Linked DNA regions of Homo sapiens: region 2 is linked to region 1. Evidence: chromatin contacts called from ENCODE POLR2A ChIA-PET data. All regions are on one chromosome and are shown on one strand. The core of a region is the stretch at or near the end of the contact, and the rest is flanking DNA. Distances in the headings are between cores, read along the strand shown. Region 1 overlaps CELSR2 (cadherin EGF LAG seven-pass G-type receptor 2). Region 2 holds the start of EPS8L3 (EPS8 signaling adaptor L3).

Evidence for each region. ChIA-PET counts read pairs that join two places held with the same protein, here RNA polymerase II (POLR2A).
Region 2: POLR2A ChIA-PET joins it to region 1 with 11 read pairs in Panc1. The contact joins the promoter of EPS8L3 here to the enhancer-like site in region 1. POLR2A ChIA-PET finds 5 or more read pairs at or near these places in 2 of 52 experiments (AG04449 and Panc1).

The regions. Positions count from the first base shown.
Region 1 is chr1:109,252,027-109,257,550 of GRCh38, reverse strand. CELSR2 (cadherin EGF LAG seven-pass G-type receptor 2) reads right to left here. Exons shown (of 34, transcript NM_001408.3): 1 at 4,162-5,524. Among named protein-coding and RNA genes, the nearest start is that of CELSR2, 5.2 kb to the right of the region's middle. RefSeq lists enhancers at 1,323-4,477, 3,738-4,512. Within about 2 kb of position 3,206, at least 13 of the 41 ENCODE cell types and tissues checked have a DNase peak (open chromatin) inside an H3K27ac peak, as active enhancers do.
Region 2 is chr1:109,759,570-109,765,330 of GRCh38, reverse strand. EPS8L3 (EPS8 signaling adaptor L3) reads left to right here and starts at 1,408. Exons shown (of 19, transcript NM_133181.4): 1 at 1,408-1,509; 2 at 3,558-3,612; 3 at 3,772-3,836; 4 at 5,495-5,653. The coding sequence starts at 3,582. It overlaps LOC124904258 (a long non-coding RNA gene), which reads right to left and starts at 5,466. Exons shown (of 2, transcript XR_007066303.1): 1 at 5,381-5,466. RefSeq lists an enhancer at 4,036-4,765.

The DNA of each region.
Region 1 (5,524 bases), core at 1,957-4,456:
TATAAACAGCTAAGCACTAAAACACACTTGCTGGTGTCTCATTCCACCCACACACCCTAAGCCCAGAAATACCATACACACCTGAATGCACATACACATGGGAATGAATTTTATTTAGCTAAAAAATGAAAGCTGGGGCCTGGAGAAGGAGGAAATGGCTTTACAGGGCAAGAAGGGATAGTCTTTTTTTTTTTTTTTTTAAGAGACAGACTCTCTGTCGCCTACACTGGAGAGCAGTGGCACGATCATAGCTCACTGTAGCCTCGAACTCCTGGGCTCAAGCGATCCTCCCACCTCAACCTCCCAAATAGCTGAGACCACAGGTGCTCACAACTATGCCTGGCTAATTTTTGTTTGTGTGTAGAGATGGGGTCTTGCTGTGTTGTCCAGGCTGGTCTCAAATTCCTGGCCTCAAGTGATCCTCCATCTCAGCCTTCTAGAGCACTGGGATTACAGGCATGAGCTACTGGCATATTCATATTTGTATTTATTACAATGCCTTACACATAGTAGGTGTTCAGAAAACACTGAGATGTGGATGACAATCTATTCAGTCTCCACAAAGAATAAACGGACTTTAAAACATAGCAGGGGGCCGGGCGCAGTGGCTCACGCCTGTAGTCCCAGAACTTTGGGAGGCTGAGGCGGGTGGATCACGAGGTCAGGAGTTCGAGATCAGACTGACCAACATGGTGAAACCCCGTCTCTACTAAAAATACAAAAATTAGTTGGGCGTGGTGGTGGGTGCCTGTAATCTCAGCTACTCAGGAGGTCCCAGATACTCAGGAGGCTGAGGCAGGAGAATTGCTTGAACCCAGGAGGCAGAGGTTGCAGTGAGCCGAGATCGCGCCATTGTACTCCAGCCTGGGTGACAGAGTGAGACTCTGTCCCAAACAAACAAACAAAACCACATAGCAGGGGGAGCCCAACTAGATATAAAAAGCAAATGCTTACCCTAGCAGTAACGGGGCAGGAGCCCATGTTTCTGGGGTGGGGTGGGAGTAGGCAAGGGACATGGGAACAAATTCTGCATCTGTGTTGTACCTACTTGCGGTGGCTGACTGTACCAGCGGTGGCTCAGCTGAAGCCGGGAAGGCTGAAAGCAGACCCCCATCTCAGCCATGTCCTCAGCCGACTGCCCACCTACCCTCCAGCCTCATCACTTGCTTATTCTCACTAGCTCTCACCAGCAAGCCTGCTTGTCATCACCCACTTCTGTTCCTCCTGCTCTCGTCTCAAAGCTGCTGCACAGGCTGTTCCTTCCCACCCAGACACCAGCCCACAGTCCTCTGAGTCTTCTAACCTGCCCTAGCTCACCTGCTCCAGGAAGCCTGCCCAGATTTATGTCATCAGGCTCTACTTTCCTCTCCGTTTCAGACTTCCCCGCACCAGGATGCTCAGCTGGCACAGAGCTCTTGTATACCTGGTATATCTGCCTAATGATTCCTTGACGGGATATTCCCTCCAGGCAGAAAGCAGCCCAAGACTCCACACACAGTGCCCATAACTGATTAAGAGAGGAGAGGGGGCAACCAAGGCCATGGAGCGGGAGAAACTTTGCCACCCCTCAGCCCTGGGAACAAACACTTCTCCCTGTGTCCCCCACCGCCATCGTCTTAGGCCCCGCCTGGGCCCCTCTCCCAGCATGTCTCTGTTGCTTCCCATCTGGTCCACCATCTGTGGCCACCTGCCCCCTCTGCTGTTGTCCCCCATCCCCAACAGTCAACCCACTGCTCTCTCCTTTCTATATCACCCTCCCCTGCCTTGACCTAGGTCACCCCTCAGGTGCAAAGGCAGGATGGGAACAGGGGTGGGGAGTACGTTGCCTGAGCTGTCTTCCTGGACAGAAAAGGAACAGCTGGGATGGCCTCTGACCCCAGGAAATGCCACCTGTGTCCCAAGCTTAGCCAGGCACACCTGGAAAAGTGCCAGGTCCCGGTCAGCCTCCCAGCCTCTCTTCCCCTGGCAGATGTGCCAGCGGAGACTGGAGGCCAAGAGGGCTCTGCTGTTCTGGGAGCTGCCCAGACCATGGACAGGAGCTGCTGCGTGTCTGAGCAGAGGAAGAAAGAGGCGAGGAGAATTCAGCCTCCAGGGGAGCCATCGGCCCAGGCTGGGGCAGCTGCAGCCATAGGGAAGAGAGTGGAGGCACAAACACGGAGACCAAACAGGGGAAGACAAAGCCTCAGGAGAGGAGCCAGCAATGGGCAAGTGGGAGAGCCGGAGAGCCGCAGGAGCAGGGAGAGGGCACCGGAGAGAGGCAGTGCTGCAGGGCTCCGCATGGGCAGGGGCGGGAAAGAAAGAAGAGACAAAGAACAAGAGGAGGAAAACAAAGGGGCAGTGGGAGTCAGCTCCCCCTCACCCCGGCCTCCCTGAACTTTGGGGTTGCCGTGGTGACTGCCTCCAAGGGTCAGGGCCGAAGGGAGAGGGTGGGGCCAGAGCTGCCGGGCCAGGAGGAGCCGTCCTGGATGTTGCCCCGAGCCTTCTCTAGACTAGGGAACCAAGGTCTAGGGCTCTGCCCTGGTGGGAGACCGAAGGCTTAATGGGGGCGCTTCTCTGCCAGTGCCTGGCCACGCTCACCAAAGGCAGGCTGGGTGTGGAGGACCAGAGGGAGAGGCCCTCCTTCCCACCTCCTTCCCACTTGTCTCAAGTGCCCAGGCACAGTTGAGGACACAGGAGCTCCAGCCTCCCTCTTCCGCCTCCTGGAGGGGAAACTGAAGTCTCAGGAGGCTCAGAACCTCAGCCACAGTCCCTGAAAAGCTCCTGCTTCCTGGTTCCTGTGGCTACTTTGAAGGGTGGGGCAGGGAGGCATCTGTCCAGCAAGGACCCTGAGTGAGGCCACGCCCTGACTCTGGCATACCCCTCCTTCCCCTTCAGGCCACACTCCCTGGGGTGGGAGTAGGGGCCTGCCAGCCTCTTCTTTTCCTCCCTTCCCTGATGGATTTGAAGGCTGCCTAGAGGGGATGTGACCTGATCCACCCCTGGGGTGCAGCTAACAGCATCCCCTCATGAGGGTCTCAGTTGTTCCCAGGCTTGGGGAAGGCACTCAGCAACTTGGGTGTGGTCTTCTCCCTGCTGCTACCTCTGGCTCCCCACAGCTGATAAAAAAAGACAGAATACTGTCACCAACCCCCTCCAACTCTCCTCCCCCAGCCCTGCTGTCCAGGGAGTCTGTAGGCTGAGTGCTTGGCCAAGCAGCAGGAATGCCCCAGCCTGGGTTCCGGCCAGGCTCCCACGCCCTGGGACTCTGTTCTCTCCTCAGATAAGGTGCCTTGGGGTCTCTGCCCTCAAAGCTCACCAGTCCACTGGCCTGTCCTGGTCCCTACACTCCATTCCTGGAGCTTGGGCTGGTCACAGCTAGCAGGAAAGGAAGGCCTGGCACCCTAAGAACAGCCCATGAGGTGGCAAGGGGGGCCCACGAGGCCTCAGCCTGCCCCCCAGCTTCATTGCAGCCCCTCCTCCAAGCCAGACCCGAACCACGGACTCTGAAAGTGGGGTCTGTTTGGACAGACAATGAGCTCTGGCCTCACTTCCTGTGGGAGCTCTGAAGGGGGAGCCAGGCCAGGCTCTTTCTGCCTGGAGGGAAAAGAATGCGCTAGACAAAGTCCCTGTCAGCCGATTCTGCAGCTCAGCCAGGAGGCAAAAGGGGCCAGAAGAGGACTACAGGGTCCTGACCCCTGGGTGGCGGCAGCCCTGTGCTCCCGTGGTCCCCAGCTCTGCCAAAGGCTGTGTGAGACTGCAGGAATATCTTGATGGGGGTGAAGGGGCCCTGGCCTCGCCTCCTCTCCTGCGCCACAGTCCTCTCTGCCCTTCCCCCAGCTCTCCTGGCCCCCCAGGCTTCCACGCGCCTTTTTTCACAATTCTTGGCAGCCATAGCCGGGGCAGCCTCACAACACTTCCCCGACCACGTCACAGGCTGGTAGACAGTGGGGGCAGCCAACCGAAGCAGCCCAGCCCAGCCCAGCAGAAGGTGGGGCCTGCACCAGCCGCCAGGGTTCCTGGGGCTTCTTCCCAAGCTGGCTCTTGCCCCTCCTGCTCTGTGCCAGGCACTGGGCAGGGAGGTGGATCTGTAGCTGCTTCCTGGATCGCACCCTACCTCCAGTGGCTGCCCAGACCATCCCCGCGAGCTACCCCCACCCCAGCGCCACCTGGGCCCTTCCTTACCTGACACCAGCACGCTCATGATGGCCTCCAGAGGCCGGTTGTTGTCCAGTGCGCGGCTTAGCTTCAGCTCACCCGTGGAGGCATTGAGCAGGACCAGGCTGAGTTCATTTCCCCGCTCAAAGCTGTAAGTCAGACTATCTGAGATATCAGGGTCATGGGCAGGTACTCGGCCAATGGCACCCCCAGGGAAGCTGCTTGAGCGATTGGTGACATAGTTGTTGAAAAGGATCTCAAAGTTGCCCAGCACTGGTGGGTTGTCATTGCGGTCAAGGAGGCGGACGTGGACTGTAGCCCGGCTCACCAGAGGAGCTGACGTGGCCTGGATGACCAGGACGTACTCAGGCCGGTCCTCGTAGTCTAAGTCTACCAGGGCTGTCAGCTCCCCGGAGAAGATGTCCAGCTGAAAGACCTCAGGGATGTTGCCCTCCACAATCTGGTACATAATCTGGGCATTGGTGCCTTCATCGGGGTCAGTGGCTGTGACCCGGGCCACGGCTAGCCCAATGGGGCTGTTCTCTTCCACAAACACATCAAACTCATCCTGCTCAAAGACAGGGGGATTGTCATTCACATCCAACACAGTGACTGTCACTTCCATAGGTGTGCGGGCTGGGGGCATCCCCTTGTCCACTGCATATGCCCGCAAGACATACTGGGCCACGTTCTCTCGATCCAGCCTCCGTAGCGTTCGCACGATGCCTGACGTGGACTCAACAATAAAGTCACCGTCTCCATCGTCGCCTCCTTGGAAGGTGTAGAAGACCCTGCCATTAAGTCCAGAATCACGATCAGTGGCTGAGATCTGCAGGACGCTAGTGAAGGGTGGCACATCCTCATAGACACTGCCCTGGTAGGAGTCTCGCAGGAACTGAGGGGCATTGTCATTCACGTCGTTCACCAGGATCTCCAGGTAGGTGGTGTCGGACTTCTGGGGAATGCCATTGTCCCGAGCAGTAATGGCCAGGGTGTAAGACACTTGGTCTTCATAGTCCAGCTCAGCCTGGGTGGTGACAGCCCCCGTGTCTGCATCGATGCGGAACTGGGGGATGCTGTCCTCCATGAAGTAGGTGATGCGGGCATTCTCACCTGTGTCCTCATCCGTGGCGCTGATCAGCACCACCGTGGTGCCTGCCGGCCGGTCCTCATTAACATTCACTGTATAGTGGGAGCTCTGAAAGACAGGACGATGGGTGTTGGCGTCGGTGACATTCACCACAATCTGTGCCGTGTCCTGCCGAGTGCCATCGGAGGCGGTAACAGCCAACACATACTGCCGCTCAAGTTTGTAGTCCAGTGGCAGGGCAAGGGATACCAGCCCACCACCACTTTGGCTGGTGATGGAGAAGCGGTTTCGAGTATTGCC
Region 2 (5,761 bases), core at 159-2,658, 510 kb before region 1:
TGTGCTCACACTGACTTGGGGAGGGTCCTATGGGAAGGACGGGCCTGGCCTGAGCTGGGCAGAAATGAGGTGTTGCCTGAGCCCCAAGCCAGGGCTGGGGTGAAATATGACTGTGGCCTTCACGGAGTTGGGGGAGGCAACGAGGGGACAGGCTGTGCTATCCCAAAAGAAGCTGAAGGGCCACAAGATGGGGACCCAGGGGAAAGAACCCCAGGACTGCTTCCCATGGGGCTGTGGCTGGGTGCTGGCCTCACAGGCACCTGATCCCTGGGCCCCAGCAGCTGGCTGTCCACTGGACTCTCCCAGGGACACACACAGCCCAGACAGGGAAGGCACCTCCCTAGGATCTGACGCATGGACTCCAGGCCATCCAGGGCAGCGTTGGTTGGGTGGTGATGGGAGAGAAGGCTGAGATATCCTGGGATAGTTCCAGGGAAGCTAAAGATGGGAGTGCTCCAGCCCTCAGACTCCACAGGACACTCCATCACAGGGCCCAGCACCGGGACCCTGCATTCTGCCCACGAGGGTCCGAGGCTCACTGGCACTCCCCCGCCCCCGCCTCCCCTCCTGCCCTGCTCCCTGGTTTCTGTTTATACCTGGCCTTGTTGGTTAGACTGTGAGTTCCCAGAGGGCAGGGGAGCCTGGCCCACTCTGAGTGCCAAGAAAGATTTTTCGATACCATGGAGTGCAGGAAGTGGGTAGGTTTATGACTAGAGATAGATGCAGGCCTCCGTTTTCCATCTTTGCTGAAGCTGGCCAGGCGTCCACCAGGGGTCTGGGCACAAGATGGGGTACAGAAGGAAAGAGAGTGGAAGAGCGAGAAAGGGCTGGTAAGGGGGCTCCTGCTGGAAGGGACAACAGTAGGGACAGAATGAGGGCCCTGCCAGAGGGAATCTCAGCGCTCCATGTAATGCCCCAGGGGCCTCAGTCCCCATCTTCTGTGACAAGATCCATGTCCTGCTCACAGGCACCACCCAGGTACACAGGATCACACACCTATGGGTGCCACCCACGCACAGGCATGGCACACACGCCAGCCCACAGCTTCCCCCAAGCCTGGAGTCCACCTCCAGCCGACCTGTGCCCTCACCACAGAACCCAGACTCTGGGCCATGTGTGCTCTCTTCTTCTGGTCCCAGCCCCGTGCCTGATGCTGACCTGTTCCCCAGAGTAGGCACCTAAAAGGCAGAGGGAAGAGGGGGCCACACCCCAAGGCTAGCAGTGGGGGAAACAGGGAAGCAGGGGCCTCTAGCTAAGCTGGGGACGCCAGTCAGCACAGACACTGCCGCAGGTCCAGGTTGATGTTGAGCGGTTAGTGACCAGGAAGCCTCCCCACCCACCAGAGTCCAAAGAGCACAGGCGTGGCTGCCTCTGTAACCTCATCAAAGGCAGGCTCTGCCTGTGGCCACTAGCAGAGAAGCTGCTGTCCTTCCACCACCAGCACCGGACCACCTGCTCCAAGACCAGCCTCCTGGGGGGACCAGGCACCCGGCCTTCACTGGCACCCAGGTAAGGGCCTGGCCCCCAGGGAAGATCGGGGCCCAGCCCAGTCACAGGGGATCTCAGGGCAGGTGGGGGCAACTCAGTGGCTTCCCAGGCCAGGTCTCCAGCCTGTTCCCAGCTGCAGCCCAGGGGATCAAGCCCAAGGAGGGGCTTGGGACTCAGCAGCTGGCTGGTGGGCTGGAAAGCAGAGCGAGGTCCAGGCTCCGGAAGGGCCTCTGGGATGCTTGCCCCAGGGTCTATGAGGTGATGGCCTTCCCTGCTCCAAACCCCTACATCTAGGGCTTAAAGGGGGGAAATGGGCTGTCACAGCTCCCCTACCCCTAAGGGGCAAGGCAGGCCAAGCCAGCTCCCTCTTCCCTCCCTGGGGTAGGGAATCTTTGGCTGCAGCTGTTTCCCCACCTTGACCTACCTACCTAGAGGGCCCCACAGGGCCCACCCTGGTGTTGAGGGAGTGGGGAGTGGGGCTGACCAGGGGCAGACCTCACTTCCTCTTCTGCATGGAGAGCATGGAGAAGCAGGAAGTGTTACAATGGGGGTTGGGGGAGGCTGGGGAAGGGGAACAGGCTTCTAGCCCCGCCTTACCCCTGGAGAGAAAAGGGGTCCTCCCAAACAAGGAAACCAGAGATCCAGCCGTCCCTTCCACATTCCCTTAATTGTTCACTGGCAGTTTATTTCCTTCCACACTGAGTCATCTTATCAGATCCTACGTCATTTTCACAACAGTCCTAATAAACAAGGGTATGGGTTGCTCTCTCACATGTTACCCGGGGTAGTCCAGTATTTCTGCACAACTGAGGTGTACCATGTAGACATGTGGATACCCACAAACCTCATTTGGATAACACATACCCTTGACCCGCACAGACTAACACCACCCCCACCCGGGACACACACACCACATTTAATTCCACTCCATTTCAACATGTATGTTCTCTAGACTCCCTCTGTGACTGCGCACAGCCCAGCGGCAGAGGCATGTTTATAAACCATTAAAACACGAAGCTTGCAATCGGACAGATCTGGGTTGCTCTCTATTAAACGTTCATTTGTGACCTCAGGCCTGTTACCGTCTTTGAGCCTCAGAGTCCTCATATGGTAAATGGGGACAATACCAGTACCTGCCTTGTGAGGTTGTTTTGAGGATTAGAGTGACTGAAGGTAACGCCGTTAGAACAGTGCTAGGCACGTGGCGCCAAGTAAGTACAAGTGGACGGCAGTGAGGAGAAACTGATAGGATGTTGGTAAGGGGCTCAGCACCAGGCTCACAGCACCGTGGTGGCTATTGTGACTATTGTTGCTGGAGATAAATGTACAAGGTCCAGTGCAGCATTAGGAGGGTACCCTGGGCAGGGTGGGGTTGGATGGTCCAGGAGGGCTTCACCAAGAGGGTGATCTTTGAGCTAGAATTTAAAGGGTTGGGGTCAGGAGGGGACCTGGGCAGAGGATACAGAGTACAAAAAGCAAAGAGCCAGGAGGCCTAGGGAGACACTTGGGGGAGGTCAGCTCACTGGCGAGTCCTGCAGTGCCACCATAAGTACACACACACATGCATGCAGTCTTCCCAGAGGGTCTACAGCTGAAGAGCCAGCATCAGCGTCCTCTCAGTTTGCAGAACTGAAACAGGGTCGAACAAGAGGGCCTCCTCTGGCGGGGTCGGCTACAGAACCCTCTGCTCATCCAGCATCTTTCATACCCAGGCCCAAGATAGGATCTGAACGCAGGTCCCTGTCCATCCAGGTTTCCTGGGCTCCTTGGCATGAGCTTTATCAGCCAAACCATGGGAGGCCTGGAGCCTTCCCTGAGGCCCAGCCATGCTGTGGCCTCCCTGACCCTCCCTTCCCTCAGCCCGGGGCCTCCAGGCCCAGCCAGGATGGAGGGCTCCTCAGTGGAGGACGCTGGCTGCAGATGGCTCCGGAAAGGGCCCCTGGAGCCAGGGGCTTTGGGTCTGGTCCCAGAGGCCCCCAGTCAGAGCAATAGCAACTGTCCTGCCCTGCTGTGCCTGGTACACCTTTCCCCAGCTCTGATGGCTGCCTCTGGTTCACTTTGGGTTCTAGGGAGCCGTCCTCAGCAGCGTCAACATGTCAAGGCCCAGCAGCAGAGCCATTTACTGTAAGCTCCTGGCAGGCCCCTCTCCCGTGCCCTCCCACTGAGCCCCCAGAATGTCCCATCCTCCACTCCCCCTTCCTCACACCAACTGCCCCCAGCAGTTGCCTGAGTCTCACCTCGTTCTTCTGCCCACCTCCCGCCCCTTGCTCTGTGCCCTTGTAGTGCACCGGAAGGAGTACTCCCAGAACCTCACCTCAGAGCCCACCCTCCTGCAGCACAGGGTGGAGGTGAGTACCTCTGCAGCCCCCGGGCAGTGTCCAACTAAACCCAAGTGTTCCCATGTGCCCACCGCCCTGCCAGAACATGGACACTTCACACAAGTCCCTGCCCCAGAAGCCAACAGCCTGTCCCAACCATGTCGCATGGACTCAGATCCAACAAGCCTGCCAGAGCATCTGCTCAGTGTCAGGGACGGGGAGGGGTGGTCAGATTGAACAGAGCAGGCCTGGCTGGAGGTTGAGCGGGTGAGTGTCCTGTCCCCAGACAGGAAGAAGTAGCAGCAGGATGGGATAAGAAGCACCTACAACCACCCACCCACCTACCCTCCCCTGTCTCCCAACCCCCTGCTGCCCGAGTCCCCAGGGCACTGCTCCATTGCCCAAGACCTTGCATGGCTGGAGGCAGGAGTGTGTGGGATCTTTGGGATCTTTGGGCCCTGTGGGGGATTGAGAGGGCCACTGTTGGAGAGGGGAGGCACCTGGGCCCAAGCCTCCAGGGTGACTGTGAGCAGCTCCGAGGCTGCTCCAAGGCTAGAATGGAGTCTCTGGCTCTACCAGGGAGGATGATGCAGGCACTGCAAGATTTAGGTGCCTGAAGGGCTGTCGACACCAAGGTGAAGGCGAAGCACAGGCTACAAGGGCGTGGTGGGGAGAGCAGGCAGAGGGTCAGGCTGGAGCTCTGGGGTAGAAGCCATCCTGTCCTGGCCACCACTTGTTAGTGGCTCCAATGGAGAACAAGCAGGGAGGGAGCTGGGGCGATGGTCTGCAGGTCCCACAGGGCAGCAGGTCCCACAGGGCAGCAGAGGCAGAGCTCCCCTAGCCAGCCGAGGAGAGGCCAGGAGGACTCAGCTTCTCTGTAGGGTGGAGGCTGGGAAGAGGCTTCTTTTAGGCCCAGCAGGCAGAGCAAGAGGAGGATGGAGTTTGCTCATGATGCCAGAGTCCCCTGAATATGCTGGCAGTGCGAACACAGGGAGAAGAGCTGGGCCCTGGGCAGGGGGGTGGGGTCAAAGGGCAGGAGGCAGGCTGCATCTCCCTACCACAAGAAGCCTGGGTGGAAGGGGCCTTGTGAAGGTAATGTTTGGCTGGGAGAAGGGAGGGGGCTCCTAAAGGAGAGTGGATAACAGCAAAAAACTCCTGGATGGTCAGCCTAGCAGTAGGCAAGGACTTGAGCGGAGACTGAGATCACGATGGATATCTCCAGGCATGAACCAGGGAGAAGGAGACAGGAATGCTGGGTGAGTGAGGAGGAAGACTGGGCTGGGACTGAGTTCCCAAAAGGAACAAAGGAAGCCAGGGACAGAATCTGAGGGTCCTGTATCACCTCCAGAGGAGTTATTTGTTGGGTGGCTGGAGCCCACATCCTCCACCACCCAGCTGCCTCACCTGGCCTGGACTAGTAAAGGCCATGCCTGTCCTTCCTCCAGAGTCCTCAAACCCCTCCTGCAGCCCCTCAGACTCAGACTTGGAGGCCCTATCCCTGGCCCCAGTGCTTCGACACCGTCCCTCACATTGGCCCTGGAAAGTTGCTTTATCTGAAGCCTGGAACCTCCTACCTCAAGGGGGCCGAGGACACGTCTTCTTCCTCTTCTGCTTTTCTCTACCCAGCACGCCTGTGGTCCACCTCTCTGAGCTTTCTCCCAGTCCTAGGACTCCCCCTCTCCCTGCAGCACTTGATGACATGCAAGCAGGGGAGTCAGAGAGTCCAGGGGCCCGAGGATGCCTTGCAGAAGCTGTTCGAGATGGATGCACAGGGCCGGGTGTGGAGCCAAGACTTGATCCTGCAGGTCAGGGACGGCTGGCTGCAGCTGCTGGACATTGAGACCAAGGTCAGCCTTCCCAGCAAACCCAGTGATAGCCAGCCTGGGCTGTGGGGAAGCAAGCACTAGCTCTTGAACTCCACCCTCCATGCCCCAAAGGGCAGCCACTCTCCCCAC